Linked DNA regions of Homo sapiens: region 2 is linked to region 1. The links are chromatin loops, found by intact Hi-C in ENCODE. Cell type or tissue: OCI-LY7. All regions are shown on one strand.

Evidence for each region. A loop is a pair of places that touch in the nucleus more often than their neighbours do. Peaks named below come from ENCODE experiments on the same cell type or tissue, not always from the same donor. Only the 100,000 strongest peaks of a DNase experiment are listed, where the experiment ranks them.
Region 2: it touches region 1 in a loop (10-fold over the local background); 7 of 110 quality-filtered maps call a loop at or near these places.

Annotation. Positions count from the first base shown.
Region 1 is chr2:127,450,927-127,455,926 of GRCh38, forward strand. It overlaps LOC124907884 (a long non-coding RNA gene), which reads left to right and starts at 4,733. Exons shown (of 2, transcript XR_007087229.1): 1 at 4,733-4,963. In OCI-LY7, CTCF peaks have their summits at 2,711 and 2,910; DNase peaks (open chromatin) are centred at 2,615 and 2,875.
Region 2 is chr2:127,322,005-127,327,004 of GRCh38, forward strand. MAP3K2 (mitogen-activated protein kinase kinase kinase 2) reads right to left here. Exons shown (of 17, transcript NM_001371910.2): 8 at 4,683-4,813; 9 at 3,724-3,803; 10 at 2,170-2,237; 11 at 1,898-1,990; 12 at 42-248. Among named protein-coding and RNA genes, the nearest start is that of ERCC3, 30 kb to the left of the region's middle. In OCI-LY7, CTCF peaks have their summits at 2,849 (motif pointing right) and 3,077; a DNase peak (open chromatin) is centred at 2,857.

The sequences.
Region 1 (5,000 bases):
TTTTTTTCTTCAGCCTGTCTCCTTGCTGAGATGCTATTTTTTAAACATTTAATTTCCAATTGCTTGTTGCTAGTTCACAGACATATGACTGAATTTTGCTATTGACATTGTATCCTGCAACTATGCTAAACTAACTTATTAGTTCTAAGAATTCTTCTGCAGGTTCCATATTTTCTACATAATCATGTTGTTTGTGAATAAAGACTGGTTTATTCCTCATTTCCAAACCATATGACTTCCTTAAACGTTTAGAATTCTCTAGTAGAGACATCTTGGTTTGTAGTTTTCTTTGTGGGAAGGTTTTTAGCTACAAATTCAGTTTCTAAAAATACATATAGGCATATTCAGGCTATTTCTTCTTGAGTTAGCTTTAGTAGTTTGTGTTTTATAAGGAATTTGTTTAGGTTGTCAAATTTACTGGCATAAAGTTTTTCATAATATTTTTTGTCCAATATATACAGAATAGTGATATTCCTTCTCTTATTCCTGATCTTTTGTTTTGAGACAGAGTCTCGCTCTGTCGCCAGGCTGGAGTGCAGTGGTGCAACCTCGGCTCACTGCAACCTCCGCCTCCAGGGTTCAAGTGATTCTCCTGCCTCAGCCTCTTGAGTAGCTGGGACTACAGGCGCCCGCCACCACATCCAACTAATTTTTGTATTTTTAGTAGAGACGGGGTTTCACCACACTGGCCAGGATGATCTCCATCTCTTGACCTCGTGATCCACCCGCCTCGGCCTCCCAAAGTGTTGGTATTACAGGCACATGCCACCACGCCTGGCTAATTTTTGCATTTTTATTAGAGACGGGGTTTCACCATGTTGGCCAGGAGGTCTCGATCTCTTGACCTCGTGATCCGCCTGCCTCGGCCTCCCAAAGTGCTGGGATTACAGGCATGAGCCACTGCGCCCGGCCTCCTGATATTGTTAATTTGTGTCCTCTGTTTCCTGATCAGGCAGTGCTGTATTAATGAGTCAGATAGCTTCTCTGTGTTGCCCCTCTATTGTTTACTTCTTCAGGGCAGATTTCAAAAATCCACAGGCACCAAACTCAAAGTTTGACACATCCAATAGCTTCAAACGTAGCCCATATAAACTAATTTTTAGCCATTTAGAGCCTGTCTGCTTTGCATGCCCCATGAAACTGCACCCAACATCTGCTAGCCACAGACAAAATAAACCTGGTAGTACAAGATTCCAAGCCGCAGCTGCCCTTCAGAAATTGGATCCAGATACATGGTGCTGCTCAGTCACGTCATCTGACACATAAGCCCCTCCCTGGCAGTCCCCTCCTCCTTGAGTCCCCTACCCTCCGGTACTTCTGAGTGGCTATCCTGGGGCTGTAACCTCTGGATGGCCTCGTCCCTCATGGGACTTCCCTTACATGCCACCCTGTCAAAGTGTTGCCAAATAAAGCTCATCGTTTGCTATTGCTAAGTAATGGTCAGATCTTTTTTTCTTGGTCAGTCCTGAAATCCCCCTGTTGTTTCTGAGACAGAGTCTCACTCTGTCACCCAGGCTGGAGTACCGTGACATGATCTCAGCTCGCTGCAACCTCTGCTTCCTGGGTTCAAGCGATTCTCCTGCCTCAGCCTCCTGAGTAGCTGGGATTACAGGCGTGCACCACCATGCCTGGCTAATTTTTGTATTTTTGGTAGAGACGGGGTTTCACCATGTTGGCCAGGGTGGTCTTGAACTCCTGACCTCAAGTGATCCTCCTGCCTCGGCCTCCCAAAGTGCTCTGATTACAGGCATGAGCCACTGTGCCCAGCCAGTCCCAAAATCCCTTGAACTCGCTACAAGGGGTGGTGAAGAAAGGGGAGGGTTTTGGAAATGGTTAAGAAATTGATATGGGGGCCGCCCAGCCAGTAGGACAATCAATTGGCAAAAGAATCCTGGACAGTCCCAAGTGGTTGGAACTCAGAATTTGGAAGCTTTCCACTCAGTTTGTATAGCACTGCTGTGTGCTCTATGGCACTCTATATTTGTTTGGTTTCCCCCAGACACTCATTAGCTTGGGCAAGTGGTAGCACCAGTATTTGAATGAACCCACACACTGGAACTGATCTTTGGGGCGGGAGGTTTGGGGTTGCCCAGGAGGGAGGTCAGTCCACCCGCCTGAGTCCTCCACTAGGCAGTTGCTGGACATTATAAGACATTTGGGCTTGAATAGTAAAAGGGGAGGATGGCATGTACCTGCACTGAGAGCAGACTACCCCTGACTCCCTAACAGTGTCCTGTTGGTTTAGGGAACTCTTAGAGAAGAGGATGCCCTCATCCCTGGAGACTGTGATAGCAGGTGAATGAACTGACAAGGCAGAGACATCAGGCCAAGGCTGGTCTCCTAAGCACAGCTGGAGCGATACCTCTGCTGCTGGGACCTGCTGTGCCCAACCCTTGTGCTAAGCCAGCTAAAGCATTACTTAAAGTGACTAAAGACAAGGAAGGTCATATCCCTGACCCTCGCAGGACTCTGAAGATGGTGGCTGTCCTACTGAACAGGTGCTCCAAACCACGAAACACGGGTCAAGCTCTATTGCTTCTTACCAGGATGCCGCTGGACAGGAGGCAGGGGCTTGAACTCCCAGGAAGGAAGAGCCTGAGGGTAGGACCCTGTGGAAGAGGACTGGTGTCCTCTAGAGGAAAGGCAGAGTGACAGCACCATGACAGTGATAAGTGGCAATCAATCCACCATCTGCTTTGCCGGTGACCACAGCAAAGTAATAACAACTGAGAAGACAAAAAGGGAGGACCAAGAAGGAGGGGACAACTCTTGCCTGGAGGAGAAAACATCTTCTCTCTCGCCCTGTGGCCCTGTTTCTCCTAACCCAGGAACCAAAGACAAAGGGGCTGGCTGGCTGTCTAGAGTGTTCTGGCGGGGAGGGAGCTCCACCTAAAGGGCTGAAACTCAATGGCTGGCTGCCCCAGTATGGAATGGAAAAATGGTGTCCCTGCAAAAGCATCCTGCACAATTAGTGAGGAAGGTGGGAATGACCCCCAGCGAAGGCTTTGGACCCTGGCCCACAGATACCTTGTTGATGGGGATTTTTAAGGCTTGGAAGGCTGCTGACCCTATGTTAGCATAGGGTCTTAAGGGTTTGGGCAGACTGTCAATGGAAAATGTTAGCTGAGGCCAAAGGTCTTGGTCAGCTGGGGATGTAGAAGTGGGCTTATCAGACGACAGGCTGAATGCAACACAATGGTGTGGCAAGCCCTGAGCAGCTTAAGGGAGTCCTGACTCCATCTGCTTGTTTCTTAGGAGAGCTTCCGACAAAGTCCTCTTCAGGGGCAATGATACTAATACTAAGACAATTCAAGGGGCCATAGCTGCCTGGACTTACTGGAAACTTAGAAAAGACAAACTCAGAGTGCTGCCCATGAATTCTACAAACAACACCCTACCTGGCCTAAATCCAAATTACTATGAACAGTAAGACTTCCCCTCTCCTAAGCCAGACAAGCTTCCTACAGCCAGGCATCTCCTTAAATGTGAACCCTGCAATGAACAAGAAAGGTTACTTTGGATCCTAAGGAGGGGGGCGCTCAAGATTGGATGATCTCTAGTAAATTGGTTTAACAGTTCCAATAATTACTAGGGTTAGACGACAATTCTCAGCAGGTGTCTCCTCTGGAAACAGCCCCTCCTTCATATCTGGCCGTGTCCCCCATACGGATCCAGTGGTCCATGTTCATGGAAAACAGACCCTTCTGGTAGACAATCGCCCTTTTACCTTTCTCCACGTTAATAGTAATCTGGGCAGGGCGCAGTGGCTCATGCCTGTAATCCCAGCCCTTTGGGAGGCAGAAGTAGGTGGATCACTGGAGGTCAGGAGTTCGACACCAGCCTGGCCAACATGGTGAATCCCCATCTCTACTAAAAATACAAAAATTAGCTGGGTGTGGTGGCAGGCACCTGTCGTCCCAGCTACTCAGGAGGCTGAGGCAGGAGAATTGCTTGAACCCAAGAGCGGAGGTTGCAGTGAGCCGAGATCACGCCATCGCACTCCAGCCTGAATGACAAGAGCAAGACTCCGTCTCAAAAGAAAAAAAAAAATAGTAATCTGGACTCCAAAAAATAAACAACACTGGGTGACCAAATCTCATATTACAGGAAATGCTCATGCTTTAAAGGGATCCGTGGACTTTGTACCCTTGCTTGAACTAAGTCAGCGTGACAGGCTGTAATCCTTCCAAGGGGAATGGTTTGGGAGGATTAATTAAAGGGATAATTACCCACTTAACTGTTAGTATTGGCCTGGTTTTGCTACAATGTGCACCCCATTATTGGAATGGATCTCCTCAGTCACTATGTAACTCACGGAACAAGCCCAAGTCTTTCACGCTATTGGTGGGTGCCAGGGGTGAACTTTCCCCTCGTGGTGCAGGTGGTAAACATGCTACCTTACCGCTGAGGCGGGGCATGGAAGGATTACTGCCTGTCACAGCTCACTTAGTTCAAGCAGGGGTGCGAAGTCCACAGGCTCACCCCCACCCTTTCTCAGAGAGCTGGTTTCATATGGCTGGATTCTTTTGTCACAGTCTGCATTTCATCCTAGGATTGTCCTGATTCCCTAAATGAATTGTATTTTTTTGAGACAGGGTCTGGCAGCCTCGAACCCCTGGAGGCTTAGGTGATCCTCCCACCTCAGCCCCCAAGTAGCTGGGACCACAGGCTCAGCTAATTTTTACTTTTTTTTGCAGATATCAACCTCTCTATGTTTCCTAGGCTGGTCTCAAACTCCTGGACTCAAGCAATCCTCCTGCCTTAGCCTCCACAAGTGCTGGGATTACAGGCATGAGCAACTGCATCCGGCTAAACAACCTCTCTTCTTGCAACACTGTTTCCTTGTGAGCTCATTAACATGCTAATTACCACATTCCACAGGAAGATGGATTACAGAGCAATAAGACAGGCTGGGTTCACCCTGGAACGTGACCAGTAGTGACAGCCTCTAACAATGACACAGGTGGGGACCACTATCGGAAGATGGAGATTCTGGGGAA
Region 2 (5,000 bases), 130 kb before region 1:
ATTCTGCTCTACATTTCACTATACCAAGTTCTATTACTTACAACGGCTGGGTGGGCTGATGTCCATTACGGTCAAAGTAGGATTGTCTATGTCACTTCCCCTTCTTCTTATTCGACTATCATCATACTCTGGGGTAAAGATACTGCTTCCACTACTAGTGCTTAAGGAATGATCAGTAGGACTGAAACTCACAGGAGACCGTAAGCTGGTCCCCTGGGTCCTTCTAGCTCTTGGAAAAGTTTTACGACCTAAAAAATGAAAAGAGAATGACCTTATACCTTTTATTAATATGTTATACTTTTAAAGTATTTAAAATTTGTAATGTAGAGAATAGAAATTTGTCCTGTGACTAGGCTAAGAAACTCAAATAGGAATGATTGGGTGGGAAAAAATAAACAGGATCTGAATACAAATTCAAATAATCTCTTATGATAAAACATGTATGAGTGTGCACACAGAAACATACACACACACATCTTAAAAAGGAACCTCCTCACTTCTGGATAAAAAGGAGGAAAAAAATTTACTCTCATTTCCAATAATGATTTTAAAATCTAAAACAAAGATGCAGAAGTTCACAGGTAGTAATTTTTTTCTTTTCTTTTTGAGATGGAGTTTCACTCTTGTTGCCCAGGCTGGAGTGCAGTGGTACAATCTCGGCTCACTGCAACCTCCGCCTCCAGGGTTCAAGCGATTCTCCTGTCTCAGCCTCCCAAGTAGCTGGGATTACAGGCGCCCACCACCATGCCCAGCTAATTTTTTGTATTTTTAGTAGAGACGGGGTTTCATCACGTTGGCCAGGCTGGTCTCATACTCCTGACCTCAGGTGATCCACCCGCCTCGGCCTCCCAAAGTGCTGGGATTACAGGCATGAGCCACCGCACCTGGCCAGTAATTTTTTTTCTTAAAGGGATGATGTAAGTATCAATCTCATCATCAAAGAGTAATTTTCTAATATCATTTAAAAGTTACTCCTTTTGGATGGGTGCAGTGGCTCATGCCTGTAATCCCAGCACTTTGGGAGGCCAAGGCAGGCAGATCACTTGAGCCCAGGAGTTCGAGACCAGCCTGGGCAACATGGCAAAACCCCATCTCTACTAAAAATACAAAAATTAGGCCGGGCACGGTGGCTCACGCCTGTAATCCTAGCACTTTGGGAGGCCAAGGCAAGTGGATCACTGGAGATCAGGAGTTTTGAGACCAGCCTGGCCAACATGGCAAAACCCCATCTCTACTAAAAATACAAAAATTAGCCAGGTGAGAATCGCTTGAACCCAGGAGGTGGAGGGTGCAGTGAGCAGAGATCATGCCACTGCACTCCAGCCTGGGTGACAGAACAGAGTGAGACTCTGTCTCAGGGGAAAAAAAAAAAAGAAAGAAAGAAAATTACTCCTTCTTGGCCAAGTGCAGTGGCTCACACCTGTAATCCCAGCACTTTGGGAGGCTGAGGCAGGAGGACCGCTTGAGCCCAAGACTTCAAGACCAGCCTGGGCAACATGGTGGGACACTGTCTCTACAAAAAAAATTTTTTAATTAGCTGGGTGTGATGGCAAATGCCTGTAATGGCACACACCTGAACTCAGGAAGCCAAGGCAGGAAGATCACTTGAGCCCAGGAATTTAAAGTTACAGTGAGCTAAGATCATGCCACAGCACTCCCGCCTGGGCAACAAAACCTTGTCTCTTAAAACAAAAAATTATTCATTTTCTTTTAAGGGATAACCAAGTCTTATAAGTTGTCATAAAGCCAAAATGCCCATTATACTTTTGTTATAACACAATTCCTCATATTTTTCTAATGGTATTAACACAAATATGAGGTTTTAAAAAATTTTTGTATTTATTTTTGTTGTTGAGATTTTTTAACTATTCTTGTGGTCTAATTGCTAGAAACTTACCATCATTATACTCTTGATGATGATATGAAACATGATACCTTCTTGGATATGTTCCTCCTTTTCCAAATTTCTCAAAGATAGGGTTATCATAGTCTGTTAAGACATATAAGATGGTTATCTTTTATTTAAAAAAAAAAGTTAAATATTTCTAATGATGAAAAGCACATTTATAAATCTTTATTTGACTTTTCAAAAATCCCCCCTCTCCCTCCCAGCCAAAACATTATCCAATGACATAAACATTTAAACATTTAGAATTTATAAAGTCTAACCTGAAAATTCCTGATGATTATCTGGGTAGCTCTGAGCCCTAGGCATTCGTGATTTTGGATAGCTCTCTCTATAAAGAAAAAACATCACATTAAGTTTACAGAAAGAACGTAAGACATTAAAAAGAAAATCTTTGAGCAATATCTATATCTATCTGTGCCTCTCTGTATGTGTTTGTGTAAAGGAGCTCACTTTGAAAGGTTAGCATACCTAAAAAAGAAAAACTACACTTACTTGGTACATGTAGGCAAAGAGCATGACTTAAAATTAACCTTACAGTACAGTGGAAGAATGACGTATTTTGGAATCATTAGGTGTTTCTAAGCACTGTGTTTCAATCCAAGCTCTGCCACTTAACTATGTAACCTTGGCAAATCACCCTTCTGCATCAACAAAAAAGATAATTTCCAACTATTCAAGTGTACATAAGTAAGGTATCCAGGATAGTGTTTTGCAAATGGTAAGTACTCAAATATATAGCTTTCTCGTTACTACTTCCCTGAATTTCTTAAATGTCTACCTTAAGATAGACATTGACACAGACAGAAATTTCATATACATGGATAAAAGAAACTTAAATGTGCATTCCCACGCAATATTAGTTATTTTTTTCAGAATTTGCTTTCATAAAGCAATTCCAGAGAGGATTACCAAGAATACTGTCCTATTGAGACCAGGAGGGGGAGCACGTGTAACAAAAAATTCACATTTTGCAACTTTATCCTGCTCATATTCCTGAACAGCTTTTTCACAAAAGTACTTAAATTTTTGCCTACATGTACCAATGTGACACAGTGGGCTACAATTTCCAAGAATTTAAATTATTTCTAATCTGGTGCCAGAATGAACATAATCCTGAACAGGTGAAATAACTCAGGAAATTTCCAAAACCAAACATATTAATGTAAAAGTTGATAGCACTTTTCATAAACACAGTTTTAAAAGTAAATGTACATAAATTCTAAATTTGATTTGCCTTCAAACACACAATTTTGACAAGCAGGAATACTCAAACTATTATAATCAGATTTCCTTTTAACTAACAAAGATACTGAGTCCCATGAGGTAAAGGGATTTATCCACACTGTGCAAAAATTCATCTGCCGTCATCATACACAAGTACCAATTCTATTCCTCTGAATGTAGCACAAAAAAGTTACTGATAATTCAACATTCTATCTGTATGAATATTTACTCATATCTATTAAAAAAGAAAACTACAGTAAGCTGAGCATGGTGGCTCATGTGTGTAATCCCAGCGCTTTAGGAGACCAAGGCAGGAGGTTCGCTTGAGCCCAGGAGTTCAAGATCAGCCTGGGTAACAAAGTGAGACCCCCATCTCTACAAATAATACAAACAAAATAGCCAGATGTGGTATTAATAGCAAATGCCTTTGGTCCTAGTTCCTCGGGGGTCAGAGGTGGGAGGACTGATGGAGCCAAGGAGGTCAAGGCTGCAGTAAGCCGCATTCACGCCACTGCGCTCCAGCCTGGGTGACAGCAAAACTCTGTCTCAAATAAACAAATAAACCCTCCAAAAACTACGATAAACATTACCCATCCAAAGGACTATCAAGTGATGGACAACTTCCTGAGCCAGAATTTTCAGGGCTGCTTAAAGATAATGGATCCAGCATCTAGGAAAAAAAGGAGTTCCACCATGATTCAATTTGATATAACCAAAAGTTGCTTATTAAAAAAACCTGCCTTAATTAGACATACTTCATGTAACATAAAATTCACCCATTTAAAGTATACAAGTCAAGGCTTTTAGAATACTGAGAGTTGTGCAACCCTCACTCACAATTTTAGAACAATTCCATACTCAATAGTGGTCACTCTCCAGAGTTACTCATTTTCAAATGTCCCTTGTAAGCAAGCCACGACTTCAAAATTTCCTAAGAGAAAAATATTCTTTCTCTATAGACTATTGACTAAATAATTAAAAGCTACAATATTTCACACTATTTTGCTTACTGAAAACTGAACAATGGCCCCACCCAAACTGAGACTAATGACACTATGACTATTACATTATTAGAAAATGTAAACTACTATAATAGTGTGAACATATAATGCGATGCAATGCAATGTTAAGGGAATAACAGCAACTCCATGAAAACATTTTAATACTATAAAATTGAAGTATTTTTTAAATGTTTCAGAAAGTTCACAAACCTCAGTTTCACAAAGGTAAATATTTGTAGTTTCATTCTATCTTTCAAATGTTTAAAAAAAAAATCTGGCTGTTAAATTACAAAGCAAATGCATTATCATTCACTCACTCTCATTCATTCACTTATTGAGCAATATAAAACCAGCTGTATTCCAGCTTTCTTTATACAGGCACATGTAAATTAATGGGCATTTTCCTATATTTTTTCTATTTTGTTCAGTTAAGAAGATATGTAATTAGAGAAGAGATAATACACACACACACCCAGTTACGTGCCAAATCACACTGACCCTGACAACATCTCTTTAAATTAAATTTAAAAAATCAAACTTTTGCTTACTTGGTCCATGCTCTCTGGAATGAACTCTCCTTCACTGTTGATACTAGTGAATGACCCATTCCGGGCAACCTGGTGTAATTCATCTGGAATGTAACCTGGGGGAGGAGAACTTCTATCTCTACTAGTAGGACCTCAAGGAAGAAAAATAATGTAATTTATAATTATAGGCAAGGGAATCAAGTTTTGTTTTAAATAGGCTATATTTCTGAATTATATCATTAATAATTTCAGCAAAAGAAAATTCAATTTTTATTAAAACTTATCAGAACATTCATTTGTAAATCTTCAAATGGCTTTATAACCTTTGTAAATTCCCAC